Regions from separate parts of the Homo sapiens genome. Here region 2 is linked to region 1. Evidence: chromatin loops called from intact Hi-C (ENCODE). Cell type or tissue: PC-3. All regions are shown on one strand. Region 1 overlaps RAD50 (RAD50 double strand break repair protein). Region 2 overlaps IL4 (interleukin 4).

The links. Hi-C counts contacts between places; a loop is a spot of excess contacts. Peaks named below come from ENCODE experiments on the same cell type or tissue, not always from the same donor. Only the 100,000 strongest peaks of a DNase experiment are listed, where the experiment ranks them.
Region 2: a loop joins it to region 1, with 11 times the contacts of the local background. A loop is called at or near these places in 1 of 110 quality-filtered maps.

The regions. Positions count from the first base shown.
Region 1 is chr5:132,588,272-132,593,271 of GRCh38, reverse strand. RAD50 (RAD50 double strand break repair protein) reads right to left here. Exons shown (of 25, transcript NM_005732.4): 8 at 4,392-4,585; 9 at 3,435-3,641; 10 at 1,866-2,048; 11 at 1,238-1,395. Among named protein-coding and RNA genes, the nearest start is that of RAD50, 34 kb to the right of the region's middle. In PC-3, a CTCF peak has its summit at 1,924 (motif pointing left); no DNase peak of the experiment used is centred here.
Region 2 is chr5:132,675,171-132,680,170 of GRCh38, reverse strand. It overlaps IL4 (interleukin 4), which reads right to left. Exons shown (of 4, transcript NM_000589.4): 3 at 281-457. LOC105379176 (a long non-coding RNA gene) reads left to right here. Exons shown (of 2, transcript NR_134248.1): 2 at 55-1,086. Among named protein-coding and RNA genes, the nearest start is that of IL4, 3.7 kb to the right of the region's middle. In PC-3, CTCF peaks have their summits at 2,512 and 2,715; a DNase peak (open chromatin) is centred at 2,810; H3K4me3 peaks cover 288 bases; H3K27ac peaks cover 918 bases.

The DNA of each region.
Region 1 (5,000 bases):
CAGTTTGAAAAGAGCCCCAATTAAACTGAAGCAAGAACAAGTATCAAATTTATGGTGAAGTGTGGGTGGAAGAATGGTGAAATCATTGATACTTTACAACAAGTTTATGAGATCAATGCCCCAAACAAATCAGCAGTTTACAAATGGATAACTCAGTTTAAGAAGGGATGAGACGATATTAAAGATGAAGCCCACAGTGACAGACTGTTCACATCAATTTGTGAGGAAAAAAAATCATCTTCTTCATGCCCTAACTGAAGAAGATCAATGATTAACAGCAGAAACAATAGCCAACACCATAGACACCTCAATTGATTCAGGTTACACAATTCTGACTGAAAAATTAAAGTTGAGTAAACGTTCTACTTGATGGATGCCCAAAATCACTGCTTCCAGATCAGCTGCAGACAACAGCAGAACTTCCTCAATAAGTGGGATCAAGTTCCTAAAGCATTTCTTCAAAGAATTGTAACAGGAGGTGATGGAATGTGGCTTTACCAGTACAATCCTGAAGACAAAGCACAATGAAAGCAATGGCTAACAAGTGGTGGAAGTGGTCCAGTCAAAGCAAAAGCAGACCAGATAAGAGCAAAGGTCATGGCAACAGTTGTTGGGGATGCTCAAGGCATTTTGCTTGCTGACTTTCTGGAGGGCCGAAGAAAGGTAACAACTGCTTATTATGAGAGTGTTCTGAGAAAGCTAGCCAAAGCATTAGCAGAAAAATGCCCAGGAAAGCTTCACCAGAGAGTCCTTTTCCACCACAACAATGTTCCTGCTCATTCCTCTCATCAAACAAGGGCCATTTGCAAGAGTTTCGATGGGAAATCATTAGGCATCCACCTTACAGTCCTGATTTGGCTCCTCCTGTCTTCTAGTTTCTTAATCTTAAAAAAATCTTTAAAGGGCACCCATTTTTATGCTAGCAATGTAAAAAAGACTACACTGACATGGTTAAATTCCCAGGACCCTCAGTTCTTTAGGACTGAACTAAATTGCTGGTATCACTGCTCAGAAGAGTCTTGAACTTGATGGAGCTTATGTTGAGAAATACAGTTTATTTAAAATTTTTATCTTTTAATTCCATTTTTCCATGAACTTTCTGAAGTCTCCTTGTATGTAAGAACTAAAGTTTATCAATATAACATACCATTTCATGACAATAAATTATTTTAAAACAATTAAACAGGTAAGCATGAAATAAGAGATTTCTATTACATCTCCAAATGTTGCAACTTACTTCAATTTGGCAAGTCTGTCCCTGGTCTGATTAATTTCTTTTGATTTACTATGTAGCCAGTCTTCAAGCTGTTTTTTGTTGGGAAAATATCCCAACAGTGAGGTTAATTCATCACTGTGCCTAGATTTTATTTTTCTGATTTGTTCATCTTTGTCAGCCTATAGGTAAAAAAAAAATCTTTTAAAAATAAAGTCTATATCTCCACATTATATCAAGAACAAAAATAAATTCTAGACTGACTAAAGTTCTAAGCTTAAAACTATAAAAATATGAAAATAAAATATAAAATTTCTTAAAGTTCTTAAAGTCTTCAAGTGGGGATGGTCTTTCTAAGCCTTAAGAGTGGAGTACCAAGTCGAACAATATAAAATTTTAAAATTTGTGTATGTTAAAAGTTAACAGTAATGTGCATGTGTGTATATACATATATATACATTTCTGTATTAACTTTTTGTAATTAAACAATAACTTTTAAGCTTGAAAGTCTATTATATAGAGTACTAAGCTCACTTAGCCTCTAAAATATAGTCAATACCAACTTAATACCTTATAGTCTATGACTTATGAGTGCAAGGTAGGCTATTTTAAGTACCAGACAGTATAATTAGAACAAAAAGAAAAATCATACTTTGTCTTTGGTCAGCATCTCCATTTGGGTACGTGTTGTTGTATGATGGTTTAACTGCTCCATCTCCTGGTCAAGTTTACGCAGGGTCCTGTCTAAGTCTGCTTTTTCATTTTGGAGACTTATTACTTCCATTTTTAAGGTTTCTACATTGCTGTTTTTCTCAGCCTTGCTTAACTCACGTTCCTAGTCAATAATTCATACAAATGCAAAGGTGTTATATATTTTGTGCAAGAATTAAAATAATGACAAAGTGTATTAGAAATTAACTACTCCTCAGAATGTTCCAAATATTACTGTTTGCATCCAACAAGAGAAAAAAACATAAGGCACTATATATGCTCTAAGGTATATCTTATTAAAGTGACCTTACTATGTTATAATGGTAGAGAATTAGTAAATAAACCTAGAAGGGTCAAACAGGAAAGAAATGTGAGAATTACTGTAAAATTAGGAGACATGTGTCTAAGTACACAGATTAGTGAGTCCTCAGTCAACAATTAAATATTTATTATGTCCCCATGTAATTCACTATATTGCCTGGTATGTAGAAACTATAAAAATAGTGTGATGTGGTCCCTGACCAAGTATCTCCCCACCCCAACAAGACAACACTGATGAAGTGCTAAACTGACAAAAATGTATGCTACAATGGTGAGTTATGGAGCAAAAATAAATGTTTACATAAATTATCAAGATGGGCTTTAAGAAGTTTGCCATGCTTTAGAATGCTTACTTTGGTAATGGAGATGTGAAGAAGGAGGACAGACTAGAAGCAAGAAAGAAAATATGGAAATACCTGAAAAGATTGGCTAAGAAAGTTTTTAACACAGAAAAAGTAATAATACAGCAAAAATCATCTAGAATTACAACGTGTGTGACCTAGAGGAAAAATACTTGCTTTTTTAAAACTTTGGCAAGTGTTCTTTTTCTTTTTTTTGAGATGGAGTCCCACTCTGTCACCCAGGCTGGAGAGCAGTGGCGCAATCTTGGCTCACTGCAACCTCTGCCTCCCAGGTTCAAGCGATTCTCCTGCCCTGGCCTCCCAAGTAGCTGGGATTACAGGCACACGCCACCACGCCCAGCTAATTTTTGTATTTTTAGTAGAGACGGGGTTTCACCATGTTGGCTGGACAGGTCTTGAACTCCTGACCTCACGTTATCTGCCTGCCTTGGCTTCCCAAAGTGCTGGGATTACAGGTGTGAGACACCGCACCCGGCCTGGTAAGTGTTCTTAATCAAGGTGCTCATAAGAATTAGCCAGTTTTGTTGTGTTTTGAATGTACATTTCTATGCCCCATTCTCAGAGATTTTGATTTGGAAGGTCTGAAGCTTTAAGGTCTGAGTACAGTATCTTTAAAAAGCTCCCTATGTGATTCTAATTTTCAGGCTATCGGGTTGTAGAACCAAAGAGTCAGAAGATCAAGATATTCAGATGAATTCATTTTACATGAGAATAAGACAAAGTTGATGTTTTTATTAAAATGCTATAATCTTAGGATCAAAAATAGACAAAATACTTCTAAAAGTATTATATCTTAAAATTATTAGATTATTCAAACAATATCTTACAGCTTTTATGAGCTCCTGGTCCAGTTCAAGAATCCTGTCTGAAGATCCTTCCAACTGCTGTAATTCATACTTCACATTTTTCAGCTCATTCTGCTTCTTACTTAGGATTTCTGATTTTAACTCAATTATTCTTCCCAGTCCAGTTTTCTTATCTCTTATCTCATCTATCTGTTTTTGTTTCAGAGTCTCTTTTTCTGCAAAGTCATTCTAAATGCATATGTAAAGAATGAGCATTAATAATTTACTAAACAATTTAAGTTTTTTAATTGCAAAAGGAATATATGTACACTGAAGAAAATACAAAAAAGTACAGTCGTGTGTTGCTCAGCAGGGATATATTCCAAGAAATGCATCATTAGGCAATTTTATCATTGTGTGAACATCAGAATGTATTTACATAAGCCTACATGGTATAGTTTAATACACACATAGACTATATGGTATAGCCTATTGTTTATGGGCTACAAACCTATACAGCATATTACTGTACTGAATACTTTGGCAACTGTAACATGATGATAAGTATTTATGTATCTAAACATATCTAAACACAGAAAACATACAGTAAAATACAGTATTATAATTTTATGGGACCAATGTCAAATATGTGGTCTATCACTGACCAAAACATGTGGTTCAAGACTGTATTTTAAAAACAATCAAAACCATTACCCAGAGATAATCATTAACTGTGAGCAAATGTTTTCTCTGCAATTAGTTTTTAAAAATTTTTACTTAAAACCAAATAAAAAATGTAGGTTTACATTTTCTTCATATTTTTATCTTTATACACTTAAGAACATTTGCTTCAATAAAGGTTTTTCTGCCTTGTAGCAGATTTTATCCTAACACTAATAGAAAAATATGCCAAAATGGAGTCCAACCAAAAATTAAAACAATTCAAGTAGAGAATATGATGCAAACAAAATAACAAATACTGTATTTCAAAATACTTGCCATCAGTTGGTTGGCAGTTTTTGCTTCCCCTTCTTGTCTCTCTCTCACAAGTTTGTGAAAATTTTTAATCTGTCTTTCACTGAATGGTCCACGCTCAAAGCCATCCAATTCTAGCTGTGTTGCCAAAGACTGAATTAATGAATCTCTAGCTCGGATATGTTCTTGATGGCGATCTGCTTGCAGCTGTAGACGACCTTTTAAAAAAAAAATCTCATAATTTTTTTTTCAACTGGTGCTTAAAAAGTTGAGATAGCTGCAGATTCACGAGTTATAAAAAATAATGCAGTGTGTCTCTTGTACATTTTGCCCAGTTTCTCCCAATGATAACATTTTGCAAAACTGCAGTAAAATATCACAACCAGAATACTGATATTGATATAATTCATCAATCTTATTCAAATTTCCCCAATTTTATTTGTACCCCTGAGCATGTGGATGTGTGTATATTAAGTTCTATATAATTTTATCACCTGTGTCGGTTCATATATCCACTATGGCAGTCAAGATACTGAACAGTTCCAATACTACAAGGACTCTCTTTTTGTTCTAATCATAACCATACCTAGCTCCCTCCTGTCCTTTCTCTTACCCAGTATCCCTGGCAACCAC
Region 2 (5,000 bases), 87 kb before region 1:
CGTATCACTGCTGGCCATCATTTTACATGTTTGTTTTTCTAACTCTCCCATTAGAACATTCCATGAGAACAGGGACTCGGCCTGCGTGTCTTTAGTGACACGTCCTCAGCACCTAGAACCACACCCAGCACTTGTGGAACTTCAGCAAATACTTATTGAATGAGTGAATGAATGAATGGGTTGACCAAGGGTGCTGCAGCTCCTAAGGAGTGTTTAGAAGTGAGGCTGCTGTCCACCAGGAGCCACGCGGCCGGCTTGCCAGGAATACAGTGCAGCTTACCAAGCCCGCCAGGCCCCAGAGGTTCCTGTCGAGCCGTTTCAGGAATCGGATCAGCTGCTTGTGCCTGTGGAACTGCTGTGCAGTCGCACCCAGGCAGCGAGTGTCCTTCTCATGGTGGCTGTAGAACTGCCGGAGCACAGTCGCAGCCCTGCAGAAGGTTTCCTTCTCAGTTGTGTTCTGGAAAGACAAATGCCACAGATAGCAATGTGCCAGCTCCATTTGGAGGATGGGAGAGAGATTTTTCCTCTTGATTTCTTCTTTCCAGGAGGACAAATGGAGGTGAGTTTGCTCAACTACAGACCTGTCTTCAAGTATTCCACTGAAGGAAGGCTGCTTGCCACAGACATAAACCTCTGTCAACAACCTCTCCCAATTGCAAACGCAGCAGCCTTCTCCCCAGAACCTCCCAGTTTCCTTTCTCTTGGAGGATTTTGCCGAAAGGGTACCTGAATAAAGTCATCCCATGAGGAAAAGGCACAGTGGGGACTAGAATGCAGGACCATCTGTCGCTACAGCCCACGTTCTGCGTCCGTGTCTCTATACCTCATGAGCTATTCTGCTATGAAAAGTGCCCACATGAGCTCTCAGTCAGGTTCTGCTCTTGTTCCCAGAGGTTTTAAAATCCAGCTTTCCCTGGAAATCCTGCATGCCTGTTGAATAAATGAGTGCACATCCTTTGGCCTGAACTCTGCTGCTTTGGCCAGCACTCTCCGTGTGGCTCTCCCCATGGGAGAGGAGAGCAGCACATGGCCCAAGTGAGGAGCTAAGACATTTTGCCAGGCAGCAAGAGATAAGTGCACAGATCAGGGAAAGGTGTCCTGGGAGATCAGAGGAGGCTCTGGGAGCAGGTGCCATTGATCTGAGCCTTGGGCAGAGCTTCTGTAAGGGGCCTTTTGGCCCCAAATGATGCGGAGTGAGAATCTCCTTGGAATGCCAGCAACTGTGAGGGTCTGGCCACATGGCTCTTCCTGGGGGCCCTTAGCCTTAGAGAAGGGAATGGACAAGAGACAAGTCATTGGGAACCCAGGAGAGGGATTGTGTCTCAGTCTGAACCTGGCCTGGTGTGTCCTCTCATTTTTCACTGAAGAACAAAGATGCAGAACCTGGAGAGGGTTCTTAGCTTGAGCCCAGTTCCTTTATCCAGTTCAGATAAAGAAAGCTATCCCCAGCCTCTCCCCCGACATGCTCTGGTCCCTTGATACTCAAAGTGTGGTCCATGGACCAGCAGCATGGACATCACTGGGAGCTTCTTAGAAATACAGAATCTCAGACCACCCCTGCCCCACCCAGACCCTCTGAATCAGAAGAACAGTGACAAGATGCTCAGGGGTTTCTATCAGCAGCGCTGTCCAAGCAGCTTTCAAGTTCTTACATATTTTTTTTTCTGATGATCAAGATAACATATATTTACTATAAAGGTAACATATATTCAACAAAAATACATTCACTCATCCCACCAGCCAGAGGTAACTATTGCTGTTAATATTTTGGTAAATATCGTCACACTTTTAAAAATACTTTTTAAAATAGGGGTCAACTGTTGATACTGTTTTGTAACTTCTTTACTCTTTACATATACCATAAGCATTTCCTAAGCCCTTCGGTGGTATTAGAGAACATGGGATTGAGAGCTGCGTAGAAACGCATTGCACAGTGGTACTGTCATTTGTCAGGCCCCTATCGTGGCAGATTTTTGCTTCTGTAAATAAGCGGCAGTGAGTAAACTATAGAAATCTTTGTGTTCATCTCTTATTTATGTAGGCTAAATTCTAGGAATGCAGTTCATATTTTAACGTTTTTTCAGGAAAGTCTAGACCCAGACTGAGGCACCAGAATCCCAGGCTACAGAAGCTTCCCCTTTCCCCTGTGGGGCGTGATGTCCCATGGGCAGAGCGGTTAGAAAGACATTTACTTAATGAACTGACTGAGAGTCACTCCTCGTTCCTGATTCTAGTTGGAAATGTAAGAGTGTGTCAGTATCTTTGGGCTCTGGGGGCCAAGAAACAGACCTCTCTGGGCTTTGTAGGCGAGTCGAGGTGGAAGGGACACGGGCTGATGGGGGGCGGCAGATGGTGCCTGTGTGTCTGGAGGTGGGCAGACATGCATGCTGCTGCAGAGGGAACAGTGAGATTCAAGAAAACCAAAAAGTCAGCCCTTTGCTTCTTTTACCACAAACCTTGGTGAGATTTTTCTGAAACGCTGGCTTGGAGCCTGGAAATTAAACTTAATTTTGACCCGTATATGGCCACATAGTATAGGAAAAAACCCTCTAAAGATATTTTTGAAAGGACTTTCTAAAGGAAACAAGGATAAAATAAGAATTGAAAAGAGTCTGCATTAAATGGAAAAACTTTAAAAGAATGCATCCTAAGGGCAGCTTTAGTGCAAGGCCTTAACGTTTTAGTTGCTCTGGTATCGCAGCGAGGGGGCGACACTCCATCCCTGCCGTGGCCCTGGACTCCTACCACCTGCCTGTCTAGCTCTGGCTGCTGAGTGTGTCTGCCAGTGGCTCAGGGAGTGCACTTGGACAGCCTGGCTGACCTCACAGTTCAGAACTGCTTAGGGAGTGACTCAGAAGGAGGCCTGTCCCTCCCGGGAATGTCAGGAAACAGCCACTTGGGAGATTTCTTCTGTGGCAGTGACTCTGTGAGAGTTCTAACTCGGTTCTTGACCAGCCTCACTGAGGACCATATAAATCCAGCCCGATTGGCACTGCATTCATTATCTCCCATCCTGCCCAGGATAGTCAGCTAGTGCTGTATATGAGAAACTCCTTCAAAAAACAGAGGTATTTGAGGTTCATTATGGAACTCTCTGTAGAATTATGAACTTTAGCTCTCTTTGGTAAATAGGAAATAGCTCCAACTACTTGTCCACCCAAGAAACCCTTCATCAGCCAGCCAGCTTGCTTCTTCCCACTTTGCTGTTCCTCAGACAGCCTTGACTTCATAGACACCCTGACAGGTGTTACCTGTGAAGCCCAGGACCTAGACCAGTGCCTTCTTTCCAGCAACTGCCAAGAGTAGAATGCTACCCAACTTAGAGATACTAAAATTCTTGTTCCCCCGAAGAAATAAAATCAATAGGCTGGATTTTGGAAAGATGTTTTCTTTGGGAACACAAAGAAGTACCTTTTCCTCTGCATACCACCTTTGTAGGTTTTTGAAAATAGCAACATTTCACTGTTCTGAAATATCTTAACATGTAAGTAAGCAGTGCTGAATCTTCGAGGGGAAGAAAAGAGTGAAGAGTGAGATCGTGAACTCCAGGAGGATGAAGTTCAGGGGAGGCAAATGAGACGGGTAAGAGTGAAGGCAGGCAGTGGGGATTATTCTAGGAGATGTTTGTGTGTGTGAGAGGGAGGTGAGTGAGGACTGAGTGAAGAGGGGAGTTAAGGACGGGAGGGCAGCAGTGTCCTGGCCTGCACCCGGGGGTCTTCCAGAAACAGCCCAGATGGATTGCCCCAGACTCGGCATCCTGGATGGTTTGATCCTTTCCAACCCGGTCCCCTCCTTCTTAGAATCATCGCTTCTCTGCACCTGTTCTTGCTTTTAATCGTGGTTATATCATCTCACAATAACACTTTGCACTAACTCAAGAGCTGGATTCCAATCAACCTTGCAATCACCTTCAGAATCACTTTCATATCTTCACATGTGGAAACTGAGGTGCAGAGAGGTGTGAAGATGTGCTGAAGGCCAGCCACACAGCTAGTCAGTGGCAGAGCTGGGTCTAAAACCACAGGCAGTCTTACCTCCAGGCCCTCAGCCCTCACCCTTCCTCCAGGCCTGGCTTCTAGTGAGGTGGCCCTTCCCTTGGCTTTGTTAGAGCCTTCTCAGCAGTGCCACAGGCCTCCAGAGACCCAGTGCTCAACCCGGTGGACTCTTGGCTTCTAGTAGGAGCCATCTCGGTTGGATGGACTTGGAGATTTTATACACACACACACACACACACACACACATATACATACACATATATACATACACACATATATATACACACACACATATATACACACACACACACACACACACACACACATAAACTGTTGCCCAGGTGCAGTGGCTAATCCCAGCACTTTGAGAGGCCGAGGTGGACGGATTGCTTGAGCCCAGAAGTTCGAGACAAGCCTGGGCAAAATGGCAAGACTCCATCTCTACAAAAAAATACAAAAATTAGCCAGGCGTGGTGGTGCACACCTGTCGTCCCGGCTACTTGGGAGGCTGAGGTAGGAAGATAGCTTGAGCCTGGGAGGTGGAGGCTGCTATGAGCTGAAATCGCACCACTGCACTCCAGCCTGGGTGACAGAACAAGACCCTATCTCAAAAAAAAAAAAAAGTGTGTATTTGCCCTTCAGAATCTCATCCTGTATCGGACTCCCGGGATAACTAATGAAATGAGATAGTCCAGCTAAAGGCCCGAAGAGCAGTTTCCCTCATGAAGCAGGATGGGCCCTGTTCTATGGTCTGGGTGCTGGAGTGTGACCCTGCCCAACACACAGGGCTTCACTCCTGGCCATATCATCTCCCTAGTTTGCATGGAAAGCAGGTAGTTAGGAGACCACTGTGAAATTGAGGCTTTGGGGCTTTCATTCTCAGCCGTGTGTTTCCATGAAAACAGGAACTGAAATGCACAAAACTATTGATACGGCTGTAGTCATGTGTTTGTCAGAGAAAATGCACTATCAGCTGTCAAATCTATCTCCTCCCACTACAGATAG